Regions from separate parts of the Homo sapiens genome. Here region 2 is linked to region 1. A link is a contact called in ENCODE Hi-C or POLR2A ChIA-PET data. All regions are on one chromosome and are shown on one strand. Each heading gives the region's core, a stretch centred on a gene start or an enhancer-like site at or near the end of the contact. The rest is flanking DNA. Distances are from core to core; before and after follow the strand shown. Region 1 overlaps KAT6B (lysine acetyltransferase 6B). Region 2 overlaps KAT6B (lysine acetyltransferase 6B).

Region 1 (3,340 bases), core at 820-3,319:
AAGTCTGATATGAATTAATTAATAATATATTTCAATAAGATATTTTAAATTAGTTCAATATAGACAAGGATGACAAATTTTAAATATTTAACATTTGACTAAAAATAATTGTGTTAGTATCAATGTTACTTGTGAGATGTTTCATTGTGATACTGCCCTAAGGTCACTTAATTAATGTTAACATTATCTGTGTTTAGGTATGTTAGTAATAAAAAAAATCAGAAAAGTTATTCTGACCCAAAGTACAGATAAAATCACACTTTGCTCTAAGAATCCTACTGACCTCTCTTTTTTCTGAAGTTCTACAGAACTTACTTATACACTATAGAACACTTACCTAGAGATTTTAATCTTGCACTGCTTTCTTACTGTTTCATGTGTAATTGATTTAAAGTTTTATTAATTGTTTTGCTATGTTAAAAACAATAAAGTTTGCTTAAATATAAGGTATTTCAAATTAGTTCAATATAGACTAGGATGACAAATTTTAACTATTTAACATTTGACCAAAAATAATGATGTTGGTATCAATGTTATTTGTGAGATCTGTTTCATGGTAATACTGCCCTAAGGTCACTTACTTACTCAGGAGTAGAGGACAAACTTACACCCAAAAAAGGGTGACTATTGAGTAACAAAACCTTCAAAACCCAACTTAAACACTGCAGGCTAAGGAAAAATTATTCAAGAACCATTTGTGAGATGCTGGAGTTTTAAAAATTCATTTAGAGGTCGGGCGCGGTGGCTCATGCCTGTAATCCCAGCACTTTGACAGGCTAAGGTGGGTGGATCACCAGAGGTCAGGAGTTCGAGACCAGCCTGGCCAACGTGGTGAAACCCCATCTCTACTAAAAATATACAAAATTAGCCAGGCATGGTGGCAGGCGCCTGTAATCCCAGCTACTGGGGAGGGTGAGGCAGGAGAATCCCTTGAACCCAAGAGGCAGAAGTTGCATGAGCCGAGATCGCGCCATTGCATTCTAGCCTGACTGACAAGAAAGAAACTCCGTCTCAAATAATAATAATAATAATAATAATAATAATAATAATAATAATTCATTTAGAATTTTAGAAATAGTTGTTTCCATGAGTACATGAAAAACATTTTATTTCTTTGAATTCATTGATACTATTTTTTTTTTTTGAGATGGAGTACTGCTCTGTCACCCAGGCTGGAGTGCAGTGGCGCAATCTCAGCTCACTGCAACCTCCGCCTCTTGGGTTCAAGCAACTTTCTTGCCTCAGCCTCCCAAGTAGCTGAGATTACAGGTGCCTGCCACCATGCTCGGCTATTTTTTTTTTTTTTTGTATTTTTAGTACAGACGGGGGTTTCACCATGTTGGCCAGGCTGGTTTTGAACTCCTGACCTCAAGTGATCCACCCACCTCAGCCTCCCAGAGTGCTAGGATTACAGGAATGAGCCACCGTGCCCAGCCGGTTGATTCTAAATAAAGGAATGATTTGGGAGATGAAACTCAAAGTTTCATTTCCCCTCCCCCAGGATATGATTACATTTGAAACTGAAGGTGACTGTAAGCACAGAACTGTCTTAGCCTTCTTTCTTCTGCTATAGCACAGTAATAGTATTTCAGTAGGAAAACCATGGGACACAGAGCCAGGACACCCAAGTGGAAGTTCTTTCTCTGTCACTGACTGGCCTTGTGAAAATAAAACAGACAGTTCAAAACTTCTTTTGAACCTGTTCTCTTAACTGCATGAGACTAACGCCCACATTATCCACTATATAAGAGGGCAGTGAATAGGAATTTGAGGCTATGGTGAGCAATGATCAGCCACTGCGCTCCAGCCTTGAGCAACAGAGTAAGACCCTATTCCCTTAAAAAAAAAAAATTGTAGAAAGAAGGCAGTGAAGACCCACTGAGACAATGTTAGAAAAAACAAAACCAGTATCATGAGTTTGTGTCATGTGCTATGTGCAAACATGATCTTAGTCATCTTCTAAGGAGAAAACAAAGCTCAAAAAGGCTACTCCTAACTTGTGCAAAGTCATAGCACAGGTAGAAGCAGCAGCTCAGTCCAAAGCCCACATCCTTCCCCTCACCACACTGCCTCCAGTAACTGCAGAACAAGGAAGCTGTACTCCTGGACCCACTGAGGATCCAAATCCTAGGTGCTTTTCCCTTTTTGTACCAATGCCTTTCACGTTTGTTTAAAAAGTAAACATTCTACAATAAACACTTTGTTGCTGTTTTTTTTTTAACTAAAGAAACATATAGATTTATTGTTGACAAAGAAAAATTCCAGCAAACACATATAAGGGCCTATGGTGTTTTGCTGAACAAAATAATTTAAAAGTGTGCTTGTCTGTTATGCTTGCTATGGCTAAAATTCCTAATTTAACATGGCAAAAATAATCTGCAAATGAATTATAGCTAATTGCCTATGGCGTTTTCAAGTTCTAAAGAATGAAACAGCCCCCAAAATTTCAATTTTTAGAGCCATAGATTCCTGTTTATAGATTCCTAGTGTTCATTTACTGAGCGTAAGCAGTTATGAAGACATTTAAATTTTTAATAGGATGTACTTCTTTAAAGAAAAGCTGAAACTTCCTGTTTAGTGATTTAATCATGACACAAGGTGAAAGTATTTAAAAATCAAGTATCTATTGGATGAAGTTCACTGCTAAGACACAGAATAGATGCTGGCCCCATCTTTTATATTCTGTAGGATGCAAACTACATGCCTTGCTAGGGGGTAACATAAAAAAGAAAGTCACCTGGTAGTGGTGACTTACTGAATTTTCTCTGCCCGTAAAGTTTAATGCAGGTAAAATGACTTAATTAACTAATGGGGCTGAGGGATAAGGGTTGTGCCTACCACTGTGGCCCCCACAGTGGAGAGGGCACTTTTGCCACCGCTCTAGGTCCAGCAGTGTGCATTCTTCCCCAGGCAGAAAACAGGTACTCTAGGTGCACAATCAGATTACTTCTGGGACAGACACTTCTTGTCATGTTAGAGTGGGGAGCGGGGGAGAGGAAGAGGTGGTGCACGCCAGGATTTGCGTCTGTGCCAGGGCTTGTTTCAAGGCTGGAGAAGGATGCAGTGAAACCAGAAGAAGGTTAGGCTCAGGATTATAATAAAAACTTTCAAATACTTACAAAAAGGGCTCTCTGAAATCTTAAACCATTAAATTTAAACACTGGCAGTTAATAAAACACAAAGCTATTTGTTTAACAGAAAATAGAATCCCAGTATGGCATAATCTTATACCATACACAAATTCACACTTGAACAATATAATCAAGTAGAGTAAACCATATTAAATGTAAAGTCAATAAATTCTTTCTTTGATTGTTGACCCCACACACACACCAAAGAA
Region 2 (3,202 bases), core at 491-2,990, 140 kb before region 1:
AAATATTTGTTTGGTCACCAAGTGTCTATTGAGAACCTACCACATGCCAAAACCTGGGTTAGGGGCCAACAGGAAAAATGAAAATGCACATTGTGATAGAGCACAATGCAGGAAATAGGCATGGAGGCAGAGAAAAGTGGGGAAAGGGGAGAAACCCTCTTTAGGCGGGGTGGTCAAGGAAGACCTCTCTTAGACTTGAAGGCACAAACCTTCCAAATGTGCCGGAGCATTCGAGGCTGAGGAACTGCCCATCAGTAAGGCTGGAGCTGGTGGCTGAGAGTGGGAGTGGAAGGAGAGGGGCAGAGGGACTTGATTCTATTCCAGGTACACAGAAGATTCACTGAAGGGTTTTAAGCCGGGGAATGGTATGATCTGTTTCAAGATCACTCTGGAAAGATCCTTTGGCTGAAGTATGGAGAACAGGTTGTAGGGAGTTAAGAAGCGAGGCAAGAGCAGTTAGGAGGCTGTTGACAGGAAAGGAAATGGGCTGGACTGACAGCACCAGGGGATTAGTATTCAAGATTATTTTGGAATTAACCCAGAAAACGGACGGGACCTCCCGAGATGGGGAGGGAAATGAGGGCTAACTGATCGAGGTTTCTCGGCAGTGCTTTAACACTGAGATGGGATGGACCAGAGCAGGAACGGAGGAGCGGTCGGAAATCACCAGTTCGGTTGTCATGCAGATGTACAAAAGGTGTCCCAGGTCATTTGACGTGGCATCTAAAGCTCAGAGGAATATTCACAACTGGGGATGTAATTCCGGGTGTCACCTGCAGAGAGGTGGAATTTGAAGTCATCATACTAGATGAGATGATGAGAGAAAACAGAGAGAACACTCCCGGCCTGAGTGTTGCAGAACATCAATGTTTATAGGTAAGCCTGGGTGGAGGAGGAAGGTCCAGGAAAGGGGATGGAGAAGGTAGAAGGAACGATGGAAACCTGGGTACAGAGAAATGGAAGGTGCTGCTTCATAATGTAACAGTACGTGTACTTTGAGTATCGAAGATTGATTGTAGACCAAGGCTTGCTCGCAGCCACAAAGGGATCTGTATTTATATAGCACTTAACAGTTTTTACAGCAACATGTATTCATTAGCCAAGCCTTTAAATCAGAGAGGTGACAAATTAGGGCCTTTCAGAATACAGTGTCCTAGAAAAAAAGAGCTGGGATTTGGAAAGACCTGGGTTTGTTTCAGCTCACACATTTTAGCTGGGTGAGTTTGGGTAATTAATGTAGCTTAATCTGAGCCTCAACATCCTGATCTGTACATTGGAAAGAATGGCCCCATTTCCTGCACAGGGTGGGTGTGTGGGAGGAGTTTGTGAAAGCTTTGTGACGATATTGTGAGTCATTACTTCTAAAATAGAATGTTGGTGAGGAAGGTGGATGCCCTCCCACCTGGCGTAGGCACCACTTGCAACTATTAAAACGTGAGGCTGGCAACTGACCACCACTTGGTACGACTCTTACAAATAATAGAACACAGTTAGGGTTTAAATGATGTGGCCTGTTAATGAATCTCAATCGAATGAATTCAGCTTTGATGAATCCAAGTTCCTGTTTCGCCAAATCCTTGGCGTCACATTCAGATGTGAACTGATTTCTCTAGTGAGAGTGGGTGAGGTGGAGGGCAGGGTGTTCTGAGGCCATCTCAGATCAGCAGTTTCCTTCCTATGCTAAGCCTTTCTGTTCCATCAAGGAATGTTGGGACTGGGGCCAGCACGGAAGCTCCTAGTCCTAGCTATGCTGCAGTCCTTAAGGAGCCTGGGCAACCGAGGTGTCCCTGGGACTGTTCTAAGATTAGGGTTTGGCAGGTCTGGGGCAATGATTGGGACTCTTCCACAAGCTCCTTTAGAGGGCTGTTAGGCTGGCAGGGTATGGGAACTCAGACATCGCACAAACCACAAGGTGTGATTAGCAGGTCATGGCCAAAGGGAACACAGAGGGGAATCTCAGCCCCCAGAGAATCTTAACCCAAGAGGAAAGAGACAAAATATGTGACAGGTCGGAGCCCGTTCGGGGCTCTGCTTCCCGATCAGATTGCTTCCAGGCCCCAACCCCACCTCCAGGGCTCGGGCAGCCTCTTGCCCGATGTGTGGCCCACTGGGCTGCCCAGTCCTTGGCCACTCCTGAATGGACGCAGTGTTCGATTTGTGCAGGCATAGACCACCACTTCCTACTCTGAGGATGGCTGATAGGTTTCTTTTCCTATTAGCACAGCAGCTTAAATGGATCTTTTCCCTTTGTGCTGACGGCCCTTCAGACGTGTCTTCTTGAAAGCCCTCCCTCAGCTGTTACATATATTACCCCCATTGACTTTGCAGTTGAGGAAGGAAGGGACTAAAAGATAAAATTGTGACACTAAACCCAATACACTTTGTAACTGTGAAAGAAAATAACGATAAGGGTGAGAGTACAAGGCAGAACTCCACTGGGCACCCTCTGTCTGCACAAGGCCTTTTATTCTGGTGTGTACGCTCTATCCTGCCCTTGCACGATTTTGGGTCCACTTTAAGGCTTATGTCTATGCTTTGTAAAACATCTAATTTTTGTGTGTGTGTGTTGAATCAACAGTGCAAAAGCAACTTTTTTCCTCCACAGGGTAGTGACCTGCTTAACAGAGGAGTTGCGAGCACACGTGTTCAGACACCTGGAGAGCTTAACGGGCTAGTTTCACACGGGTGCTAGGTCAAGCATTCATTTCTAGACTTGTTGCTCAAATAACCAAATTCAAGCAACACTCAGAACTTTCTCTGAACGCTATACTTGTGAATATTCACTTTTGGCAGGGGGTCTAAACTTTAGACTCTAAAGAAAACATACAATTAATCATTCACAACAGAGCAAAACGTTCACACTTTTTAAAAAGAAAATGATTTTTCAAACATACAATCCCAAATTGGGTGCTTTTTTTGGTATGAATCTTTATAAAAAGGAAGTTTGCTACCCTGGTGCGAGGCTTGGAGGGATGTTTCTACAGACTGTGCGAGTGAGGCAGCTGGATATTTGTGCGGGATCTCTTTGCAAATGAAGATCAAAGTCCAAAAGAAAAAAACAATTTCACTTTATTTTAAAGACAATGATTGGCATACAGAAGGTATGCACTCGCATAAAATAAACTTTCATGAAAAGCATTAAAATCCATTATAAATTAATTTATTAAATAGGTATTTGGTATATGTGATGGTTTTATTAGAT

What was found. A loop is a pair of places that touch in the nucleus more often than their neighbours do. ChIA-PET counts read pairs that join two places held with the same protein, here RNA polymerase II (POLR2A). Pooled maps may share reads with other maps.
Region 2: a loop to region 1 is called in a pooled map, with 3 times the contacts of the local background. The contact joins two enhancer-like sites. A Hi-C loop is called at or near these places in 3 of 168 maps with a recorded cell type or tissue (HepG2, dorsolateral prefrontal cortex and gastrocnemius medialis) and 6 of 50 pooled maps. POLR2A ChIA-PET finds 5 or more read pairs at or near these places in 1 of 52 experiments (OCI-LY7).

Annotation. Positions count from the first base shown.
Region 1 is chr10:74,896,965-74,900,304 of GRCh38, reverse strand. All of the region lies in intron 3 of KAT6B (lysine acetyltransferase 6B), which reads right to left. Among named protein-coding and RNA genes, the nearest start is that of KAT6B, 72 kb to the right of the region's middle. Within about 2 kb of position 2,069, at least 3 of the 41 ENCODE cell types and tissues checked have a DNase peak (open chromatin) inside an H3K27ac peak, as active enhancers do.
Region 2 is chr10:75,032,474-75,035,675 of GRCh38, reverse strand. KAT6B (lysine acetyltransferase 6B) reads right to left here. Exons shown (of 18, transcript NM_012330.4): 18 at 3,052-3,202. Among named protein-coding and RNA genes, the nearest start is that of SNORD172, 12 kb to the right of the region's middle. RefSeq lists an enhancer at 2,382-2,431. Within about 2 kb of position 1,740, at least 4 of the 41 ENCODE cell types and tissues checked have a DNase peak (open chromatin) inside an H3K27ac peak, as active enhancers do.